Regions from separate parts of the Homo sapiens genome. Here region 1 is linked to region 2. A link is an interaction called in ENCODE POLR2A ChIA-PET data of the cell type or tissue named here. Cell type or tissue: IMR-90. All regions are shown on one strand. Links, peaks and the distances in the headings refer to the core of each region. The heading gives the core; the rest is flanking DNA. Region 1 holds the start of LOC107986637 (a long non-coding RNA gene). Region 2 has its middle 48 kb from the start of LINC02541.

The links. Peaks named below come from ENCODE experiments on the same cell type or tissue, not always from the same donor. Only the 100,000 strongest peaks of a DNase experiment are listed, where the experiment ranks them.
Region 1: POLR2A ChIA-PET joins it to region 2 with 5 read pairs; 3 of 35 experiments call an interaction of 5 or more read pairs at or near these places.

What each region holds. Positions count from the first base shown.
Region 1 is chr6:113,374,472-113,379,859 of GRCh38, forward strand. LOC107986637 (a long non-coding RNA gene) reads right to left here and starts at 1,909. Exons shown (of 4, transcript XR_001744312.2): 1 at 1,572-1,909; 2 at 184-319. In IMR-90, for the core only: no CTCF peak of the experiment used is centred there; a DNase peak (open chromatin) is centred at 2,000; H3K27ac peaks cover 1,478 bases.
Region 2 is chr6:113,695,843-113,701,230 of GRCh38, forward strand. No RefSeq gene overlaps it. Among named protein-coding and RNA genes, the nearest start is that of LINC02541, 48 kb to the left of the region's middle. In IMR-90, for the core only: no CTCF peak of the experiment used is centred there; a DNase peak (open chromatin) is centred at 2,369; H3K27me3 peaks cover 1,898 bases.

The DNA.
Region 1 (5,388 bases), core at 96-5,095, 320 kb before region 2:
CATCTTTGGGACAATAGTCATGGAGGGGGCAGAAATAAACTATATTCCCTTCCTTGAGGAGCCAACAGAACGTTGGCGAGACAGATATGACCATAGCTAAATGTTATAGTTAATATTTTCTGGCAATTGCTCTAACAGGTCCCAAGGAAAGCACTTTGGGAACATTAAAAGGAAGTTACTTACTTGATTCATGTTGCCTTTAACATCCCACTGCTAAGTTGTTCTGCTCTGCTCATCCTTAAAACATCTCTACCTTCAACTTTGGTTCTTTCGGGCCAGAGTCTGTAACTCTTCCAGGCTCATCATTTTGAAAAGGCCACTAGAAGAAATTGAAATTATTTTTCCATGACTAATTCTTCAAGATCATCAACATTTAATGGAGTCAAAACTGTCTGTGGCAGGGTTGTTGGATCGGGCTTCTTCCATGGACCTCCAGATTTTACGTTTTAGAGGCTTTCAAATACTTTTGTAGGTCAAATACTAAAGCACAGCCTTAAATAAATTGTAGCAGCTTTTAACACAACCTTAATACTATTCTGTTTAAAGTGTTAAGTGTCTAGGACCATATAATCTTTGGTGCTTAAATTCTTAAAGCACCCTACAGCTCCTGATGTAACATTTTTGTACATAATTTCTTTATTCAATGAATGCTTTACAAGTATTCAAAAAAGTGAGAGGTGGTGAAACAAATTACAAAAAATAAAGTTTATCTTAATGCAAAACAATTTTTAACTCCTCATGCTTTTTTAACATAAGGTTTAAGTGTGCCTTAATATATGTAATGATAACCATTACAGACTCTGAAGTCAAGAGTCTAGAAACTCACTGGTAAAAATTTTCATCATGGGCCGGGAGCAGTTGGCTCACACCTGTAATCCCAGGACTTTGGGAGGCTGAGGCAGGCAGATCACAAATTCAGGAGATGGAGACCATCCTGGCCAACCTGGTAAAACCCCATCTCTACTAAAAATACAAAAATTAGCTGGGCGTGGTGGTGCATGCCTTTAATCCCAGCTACTCAGGAGGCTGAGGTGGGAGAATCGCTTGAACCCAGGAGTCAGAGGTTGCAGTGAGCTGAGATGGTGCCACTGCACTCCAGCCTGGTGACAGAGCGAGACTCCATCTAAAAAAAACAAAAAACAAAAAACAAAAAACTTACATCATGAGTGGGCAGGCTTTAGAAAGAGTTGCAACAGGATACTGAGCAAATACACACACATACACAAACACACCCATGCAATGTAAACACATGCCAAACTGTGGATGGTACTTACTTATAAATAATAAGTTTAAAAGAACATGTCTGATTGATAGATAAATAACTATAGATTCCAATCAAAAATAATTTTTCAAGGAGCTATGTTGTTTTGTTTTTTTTTTTTTTTTCAGTAGAAAACTGAGTTTTGCTAAGGCTCAGTGCCATTTCCAAACCCCCTGCCAGCCCAGGGTCTTGTGTTCTGCCTCATCTCAGGGGTCGTCCTTTATTAGAGCATCCTAGGATGTCAGGCCTAGAAAGAACCTCAGAGATTATCCAAGTTGGCCACCACGTCCACCCATACGCATGTACTTACTCCATTCACACTCTTCATTCTCCTAGGAGCTGTTGCTGTGGTTCATTGGGTGAGTTTGGCTCCAGGATGTGCTTCCTCGGGGGATTGCCCTCAGGGAAGCCAAGGGAAATCCAATCCAGAGGAAGCCATAATCTGCCCCAACTCCGTCCTGTGAAAGAATGTGGCCCTGCCGTTGGGGAGCTGGGGGATGACACGAAGTTCTGAAGGGCAAATATGGCCAACTCCTTTTCTCAGCCTCTACCAAAACAAGCCTCCACTCTTCATTTATTTCTCAGAATCTGGAAGTCAGCTCAAGAAACAGAGGCATCTGCTCCCATTTAAAAACAAGTTAGAGTATTAGATTCAGCTTTTTTTTTTAAGAGCTTTAAATTTGGAGAAAAGCCTTTGTTTAATCACATCAAGTCTGTGTCACAGGCTGAAAAATGCCAGGAAATTCCAAGCTAAAGGCAGATACTTCATCTATAACTCATGCCACAGGGCTTTTTTTTTTTTTTTTTTTAATTCTTTCCTATGCTTGCAAAGGCTGAAGCATCAGAAAAACTGATTTTTTTTTTGGTCTTGTCAGTTCATGTCATAACCTTGGCATTACTCTCTGTCTTTTTTTAATTTAATAAGAATATGAGATTATACTGATCCTATTCTCCTATTTCTTGTTAGTGCTGAACAAGCACTTCTGGCGCTCACAACTCAAATTCCTGCCATGTTGCTCTGTGCCTTAGTATGTTTGGCTATGAAGTAAAGCATCTTGACCTATCATTTATCTTTAAGGCCTGAGAAAGAAATTATTTTAGCATTCCTGCTCTTAGCTCATATATATAAATCTGTGATCAATGACACATTTGCAGCTCTGAAGTTAGCACAAAACTATGAAGAACAAAAAGAGCAGAGGGGATGGAGTGGGATAAGGTAGGGGTGGGTGGAGGGGGCAGTAAAAATCAACAAAACCCACCAGCAGAAGAGTATTAAATCTCCTGCTTTATGCCCAACCGTGGGTTTTGGATTTCATAAATGGGATGAAGAATGTATGTAACTCCAAAAATATGTAAGTCTTTCTCCTTTAAATGTGGAAAGTGTTCATTTTTCAATCTAAGTGCCCTGAATTTCTGTATTGCTTTTAGAGTTGTGTGGTACATAATAAAAATATGGAGCCTGCCCCAGACATAGCACAGCTCACGTTTTCAGGGATTTGAAAGCTTGATCACTCCAACTGCCTGTGAATAAAAGGGAAAAAATGAAGCATTAACACCAGGCATACCCTTTCCTGATTATGATCGTCAGTCATTATAACAGAAGAACAAAGCATGCTAGAGAACAGCGTCAGGAAGATGGCTTTAGTGAAATAAAGTATGCTCTGTAACAAATTAAATGTTAAGATCAGTTTCCAATCAATTAGTAAGTACTTATGAAGGGTTAACCAACTAACTACATGTTTCATTTAGTCTAAATAGAAACCGTAAGATCTGCTTTCAATGAGCTTTCAACCTAGTTTCAGTATGACAGTATAGAATATAGAATATAGGGTACAGGATAGTGCATATGTAGCCACCAGGACTTGGAATCCATGTATAGGAACCGTTCACGAAAACACCACAACCACTCCTGCAGTAGTACATCTGTGACTTCCATGGTACAGGCTTGGTTTTAAATCTCACTTTAACACACTCTTTCAATGATATTTACTGTGTGCCCTGCTGTATGTTAGTTTCTGTGGTGCACACAAGTGATGCAGCAGTGGAAGTGAAATAGATACAATCCGTCCCCTCACTGAGCTTTACAGGATAGCACATGACACATATATGATCAATCACACAAGTTTACAATCCCAAATTGTTATACAAATATGAGGTAATGAAGACAGTACTGTCTAATGAGGACCCAATTTAGACTGGAGGCTCAGGGAAGGGATCTGTAAGACGGAAGCCAGGGAAAATATCATCAGGTCTGCTGGATAGTCACAGGGCACAGGAGTGATCAGAGGCAAAGAACATGACTTACAGGCCAAAGAAAAAAAAAGAAAGGTGCAACACTTTGGATTGAAATGATCTTGACCATGTATCAACCTGCCTGAGGCCCAATCTTCTCATTAGTGGAGATGAATATATCAATACTTCCCATAGATTTATGTTAGAAAATAAATAACTGATATCTTTACGGGTACAGCAGAATATCCTGGGAAAAATTACTGAAATTATACCAAAGCCATCCAATGCCTACTGAGGAGCACCACAGACATAATAGGGGAAAATATATAAAATGTTTAATAAGGAAGAAACAATCCTGAAGAGTAAAGAAAAGATGTGATGTCTGCAGTGGGAGATAATTAATGGTGGGGCCAATAGGGGTCAGCACTTTTTTTTTTTTTTTTTAGGTTCAATAAAGTACTGGATTTATGAGGCAGTGGATTCAAAAGTTCACATAACTAAATACACAAACTGGCTTGTTTGTTTGGGATCGTTCAGTGTCTGAGAGTGAATTATTCATGCAAGCATTAATAAATTAAAATTTTTCAATTTGGCAGTTGAGAAAATTTACTTAAGGAAATAAAAGGGATATCTACCAAGTTTGGACTGGCTTGTGCATTTTTTAAAGCTGGCTCAAATCTTGAAGAGTAAAAGAAAGTTCAAGTTATTTATTAATGTTAGTTTTTTACTCTACTGATTTAGTGTACATGTAAAAAAAAAATCCTGAGATTGGTTGGAACTGAAGTATGAAGACAGCAAGAATTTACCTGCATTTTATCTAACCCAGTTATAACACTGACTATGATAGGCGAGAGAATCTGCTATAAGAAGAAAACCGATGCAATTTTCCTTTATCATGGAATAACTTTTAATGACACCCCCATCCCTTTGAAAATGTCACTTCCGTATCTTTTTTCCCTGGCTTAAATATACTTTTAAAAAATTCACTACTGAAATACATTTTTATGACTTCAAACTTCTGAAAACAATTATAGTTTTGGCATATTTTATCTACAGACAATAGAAAAATGTCATTCTATCAATCACTTCACACACATACAAAAAATCCCCCTGATAAATGATATGTAGTTTCAAAAAAATCCCCTGATAGGTGATTTGTAGTCAAAAGTCCATTAGAGTTCAAATTTTTCTTAGGGAAAAAAAAACTATTAATTTGACTTCCCCACCAAAAAAATATAATGGCTCTTAACTACACATTCATTTTGTTTCCTCTCTGTGTTAATCACTGCTAAAAAAAGTCTTCTAAATTTATTTTTTTCTACTTTCTTTTATGACCTTAATAGAAAGTAAAAGAACCCAGCATGATTTCTCTGTTTGCTTATAAATTGTAGTTTGTACAGATGCCCTGCAATTTTTACAACTGTATCACAGATAATATTTCCTGGAATCAGTCACTACCTGTTCTTTTCAGCACTGTCAGGCTTTCTTTTAATGAACATGAACAAATATGTTTGTCTTCTATTGTATCTTCTAAGATTGAGGGAGAAAAAAGCCCCATAAAACTGAAATTCCAGAACTGCCGCATCTTTTTAAATCTGAGTATCATCATTAGAGCTGTATTCACCCTTGCACTATCTATAGCTTAACAGAAAACCACATTTTTTCTCTTTAATTGGGGAGTTTATATAAAATATGTTCCAGACCCTGGCACGTAATGTTCACATAAAACAATAGTTCCCTTCACTTCATCCATTTCAAATATCTTGCTGCATCTCTGATCCATTATTGCTAGACAACTGATTTAAACTGCAGTTTAATAAAATTACACATGATTTCCTGGTTAACAATCTATTATATATAATATTTATATACATAATATATATTATAATATAATA
Region 2 (5,388 bases), core at 80-5,079:
CTCCTCATTTAATTCTTACAGCCACCCTGAGAGATACATATGGCAAACATTGTAATACCCATTTAGAGTTTGGGAAACTACAGGGGTTAATGACTTGCTTTTTTTCACTTTATAAATTGCTGGCAGAAAAAGAATTAGAATCTGCATCTCTAGCCCCTTGCTCTGGACTTTAGATCAACAGAGAAACTAATTAGGTGACCTCTGCAGGGCTTGGTTTAAGAATACAGCACAGTTTTCTCCTGTGCCATGACCCTGGCTCATATGTCTTTTACAAAACTGTGGAAAACGCAGCTAGGCAAATGCCACTAGTGTGTTTATCCACAATCAATGATCTCTTCCAATTATTTGTTTTTTTTGTTTGTGTTTAATAATTCTAATTACTGCTGTTAGAGAATATGGTTTTATTCTGGACACAGTTTTATAAATTTATTGAAGAACATCTGTGATCTCTTTGGGAGTATTTATGATTCCCAACGTTATGCATGATTCTTTTATTATGAATGCTTGTCTAGGTTTCCATGTCATTAAAGAAGTTTAAAGACCTCTCTCTTCACTGACCAAGCTACAAACAAGAATTCCCAAATATATATGATAAAGCAGATTTTTTTACTTCCCTCAGAAGCAGAGCATGCTGCCAACATGGGCCACAATTTTTCATTCTGGAAATTTTTTTTTATTTTTATTTTTTTTTTAGATGGAGTCTCACACTGTCGCCGGCCTGGAGTGCAATGGCGCAATCTCGGCTCACTGCAACCTCTGCCTCCCAGGTTCACGTGATTCTCCTGCCTTAGCCTCCTGAGTAGCTGGGATTAAAGGCGCACACCACCACACCAGGCTAATTTTTAATAGAGATAGGGTTTCACTATGTTGGCCAGACTGGTCTCGAACTCCTGACCCCGTGATCTGCCTGCCTCGGCCTCCCAAAGTGCTGGGATTACAGGCATGAGTCACCACGCCCAGCTCATTCTGGAATTCTTAGGAGGCAACTGTTGTCTATATGCCAGGCACAGAGTCAGGATTTGGAAGGAATATCCAAGTTCAACCTTGGGCCCTAAGGAGCTCACAGATGGGTTAGGAAGCCTTTAAATAAACACAAGCCCCTGTGAAAATATCAGTAACTCCTTCAACACAGATTTTTGTGGGCCTACTGTGGACCTGCTCACTGCTACATGCTGAGGATTGAAAAGATTATTGAGACTATCCCTGCACTCTGGAAGGAAAAAAATCTAAAACCTTTACAATTGGATTTGCAAGCAGTTCTGCTTTTGTGCATTATCTCATTTAGTCCTCATCATCATTATGAAGTGTCATCATCTTATTTTATGGATATGAAACCTGAGGTTCAAAGAGGACAACTCAGTTTCCCAAGATCACAGAATGAGAGGCTGAGTCAAAACTCCAGCACAGATGTTTAGACTCATAGTCTAAGGTTCTCTCTACAATTGGGTTAAAGCAGTTTATTCTAATAACTACCTCAAATATTTTTTTATGTAAGTAAATTATTTCAGATAAAAACAATGTTGACTTAGAAGAGTTATATCATGCTAGAAAGACAATAAAAAGCAGACAGATTTTCAGTACTCAAACATATGAAACTAGAGCAGAGTGGGAAGAAAGTCAAGGTGCAAAAATAGCCAAAACAACCATTTGTTAAGGAAAAGGTGTGAGGAACACATTTTAAAAATATTTTTCCCTTGATTCACTATCATGCCTTCTGTAGGACTCAATGAAAAAGAATAAATTAAAAGAACTCTGCTGAATTTTGATCATTAACTGTTCCCATTTTATTGTTTCTCTCATATGAAACCCTTCCTATAAAGACCCCAGTTAATAGTCTGGCAAATGCCTCTAAAAATACAAGCAAGAAACAAGCAAGCAAACATTTGTTTCTCAAGAATTGGGATCATTTCTGAGTTATCAATATCTACTTCCTCTTTCTACATGTAGTCCTCAGTATTTCCTACAGTTAAAAAGATGAGTGACTAATGAAAAAGCAGTAAGACATTTCTGCTTTATGCACATGTATAGACAGTGCAGTTACTGTTTATTATCAGTTTTATTTTGCCTTTTTCAGCATGCACCTAGCTGAGTACTAAAGTAAGTCAAGAATTAAGCACAGCAATGAAGTGTCCTCAATTAGGTTGAAGCAAATTGAATTTATTTCCAAGAAAGGAGATATACGCCATTAAATAAAATCAGTAACAACTGAATTTTACATTATCATTCATATAATGCTATTTTATACAAGTATTGCCAATTATTTATATATCCAAATTACTCAACCGTATTCTCAACATGTGTTCCGTGTGCTTTGATTAAATACTCATGACTAAGTGTCTGTGGTCATTCCTGCACATGAAGGGAATGTGAGTATTGCAAACTTTGTGGTTTCTTCAAAATAGACAAACTAGAGTTTCTCACTGCATCAGAAAAAGTGGACACAAGGCCTCTAAGGAAAGAGCAGGTGTATCCCGAGGCAATGTTTTCTCTACAGCCCCATAGTTGCCATTTTTCTGACCTCAATTAGAACCAGGAATTGGATCAGAGAATGAGATCTGCAGCACCCAATCAGAACCAATTCTTCTCTTAGTGGTTATTAACAAATGCAAATTCTAAACTCGTTGACACCTTTTGTCTTAAACATTAACAATGCAGCACACCAACATGGCATATGTATACATATGTAACAAACCTACACGTTGTGCACATGTATCCTAAAACTTAAAGTATAATAATAATAAAAAGAAAAAAAAGAAATTAAAAAAAACATTGACAATGCTTCATCTGATTTTTCATTTTATCTCTTGAAAACAAACATGAGTCAAAAGAAATGACCAGAGACTATGCAGATGAAAAGCCTGCTTTCACCCTGAGCTCTGTTGGGTTTAGCTACCTAATGGTTCCCTCCTTTCCCACAGTCAAAGTTGAAGGTTGGGTACTTGGGAAGCACTGGATGCTTTAGGCACATTTTCCTCCTCAACCATCAGAACAAACCAATAAGGTGATCACTAGTGTCCTCATTTTATAGATGTAGCAAATGGGGTTCAAAAGGGTGAGACTGGTTGCTTCAGGATCATACACCCTGTTTGGTCTCAAAGCCTCTGCCCTTTCCACTATTCCATGCTACCTTCCTGTGATTTTGACCCATGGATTAGAGAATCTCTCCAGACACACAATTCTGTTCTCCTTTAACCTTATTTCTCAGCTCTGCCTTTCCCAGTTTTTATCATGTTACTTCAGATAATTCTGCTCCTATGCCGATTGCCTTTGAATTGATATTCTGGTTCAACTGTCTACCTAGTTTTCTATATCAACTTCTTCTCTAAATACTATGCCATTGTCAATATAAATAACAGAGAGGAATTCTAAATAAATATACATATATTATATATATATGTATGTATGTATGTATATATGTATACACACACACAAAAGTATTTAGGAATAGGGCCTTTCAATGGGAATGTGTGCACCATAGTCAGCTATGTGTATATTAGGGAGGTAATGGAAGACAAAGGTTTGTAAAGGAAAAATGAAGAGGGTTACATAATTGCTTTTGAGATAATTATCCTTGGCTACAAGAATCAATAACAAAGGTGACACTAGTCCAAGGTTGGACAGGCAGTTGCTGAGCAGATGTCCTCACACAGAAATATTTGTGTGTGTATGTAAGGTTGTAATGGCTTTTGTGCAGTGTTGTGTTTTTTGCAGTCTTTTGTGATAGTTTTTGTTGTCAAGCATTTATGCATGAGAACTCTGTCTTCATGGGCTTCTCCAGTTGTATTTGTCAGTTATTTTTAACACAAGTGACTCTATTTTGATTCTGACAACTTTCACACCAGAGATTCTCCTGTTAAAGCTCCTAGGACACAAGCCTAATCCAATATCTGGAACAAAGTTTGGATATGAACACGTGGTCATCTATTCACTCTCCTGTCCTCAACTTCAAATATTATGATAAAAGTCTTGCAATAGGAAGAAAGCAGGGAAAGAAGTGGATTAAAAGGGAAGAAGATAGTGAAAAAGCCTGGATTTTAAAATATCAATTGTATTCTCATTTTAAATGGCCCCTGTGGGGCTCCATGTCAGAGAGGATAAGGTCAGATCTCAGCACCTACAAACCAGGGATACACTAGGGAAAATTACAAAACAAAACATTCAGACCGAAATCACACTACAGTATTATAACAAAGATGAACTTCAGAAACACATGGCCTACTAATAATGGAAACTATTTATTTATTGTTTAATATCTGCAGAGAGTTTTGTTGACATATTCTGATTTTTTTAGGTGGGGAGGGGGTGGAACGGAGTCTCGCTCTGTTACCCAGGCTGGAGTGCAGTGGTGTGATCTCGGCTCACTGCAACCTCTGCCTCCCGGGTTCAAGCGATTCTTCTGCCTCAGCCTCCTGAGTAGCTGGGACTACAGGTGCGCACCACCATGCCCAGCTAATTTTTGTATTTTTAGTAGAGATGGGGTTTCACCATATTGGCCAGGCTGGTCTCAAACTCCTGACCTCCTGATCTGCCTGCCTCGACCTCCCAAAGTTCTGGGATTACAGGCGTGAGCCACCGCCCCTGGCCCATATTCTGATTTTTTAATTAACTGTGTGGCAGGCATTATTGTACTCATTTTACAGATTATAGAAGTAGGCAAGAGAGATTCAAATCTCACTAAGTGACAAAACTATTATAGAATTTGAATACAGTAGTATTGATTCCAAAGGTCCCATCCTCAGCGAGTATACCATTCCATACCTCCAACCTGTTCCATAGAGCTAACACATTTCAATCCAAGTGCTTATCTGGCTTATCCGGACTTTTAAACAATTCTATTCAATACACTTTGGATGTCAGGTGCAGTGTCACATGCCCCTAGTTCCAGCTACTCGGGAGGCTAAGATGGGAGAATTCCTTGAACCCAAGAGTTTGAAACTGGCCTAAGCAACATAGAGAGACCCTATCTCCAAAAAAAAGGGGGGCAGGGGTGTACACATGAACATAAAGACATGAACAATAGACACTGGGGAGAGTGTCTTACATGGGGGAGAATGGGAGGCCAGCATGGGCTGAAGACACTACCTATTGGGTGCTACTCTCACTAACTGGGTGACAAGGTCATTCATACCCCAAACCTCAGTGTCACACAATACACTCATGTAACAAACCTGACATGTACCCCTTGAATCTAAAATAAAAGTTGAAATTATGAAAAACAAACTATGTATAGATGTGTGTGTGTTTCCTGTCCTCAAGTGATCCGCCCACCTTGGCCTCCCAAAGTGTGGGATTACAGGCATGAGACACCACACCCAGCCATAGCCATTTTTCCTTTCTTTTCTTTTCTTTTCTTTTCTCTTTTCTTCTCTTCTCTTCTCTTTTCTTTTC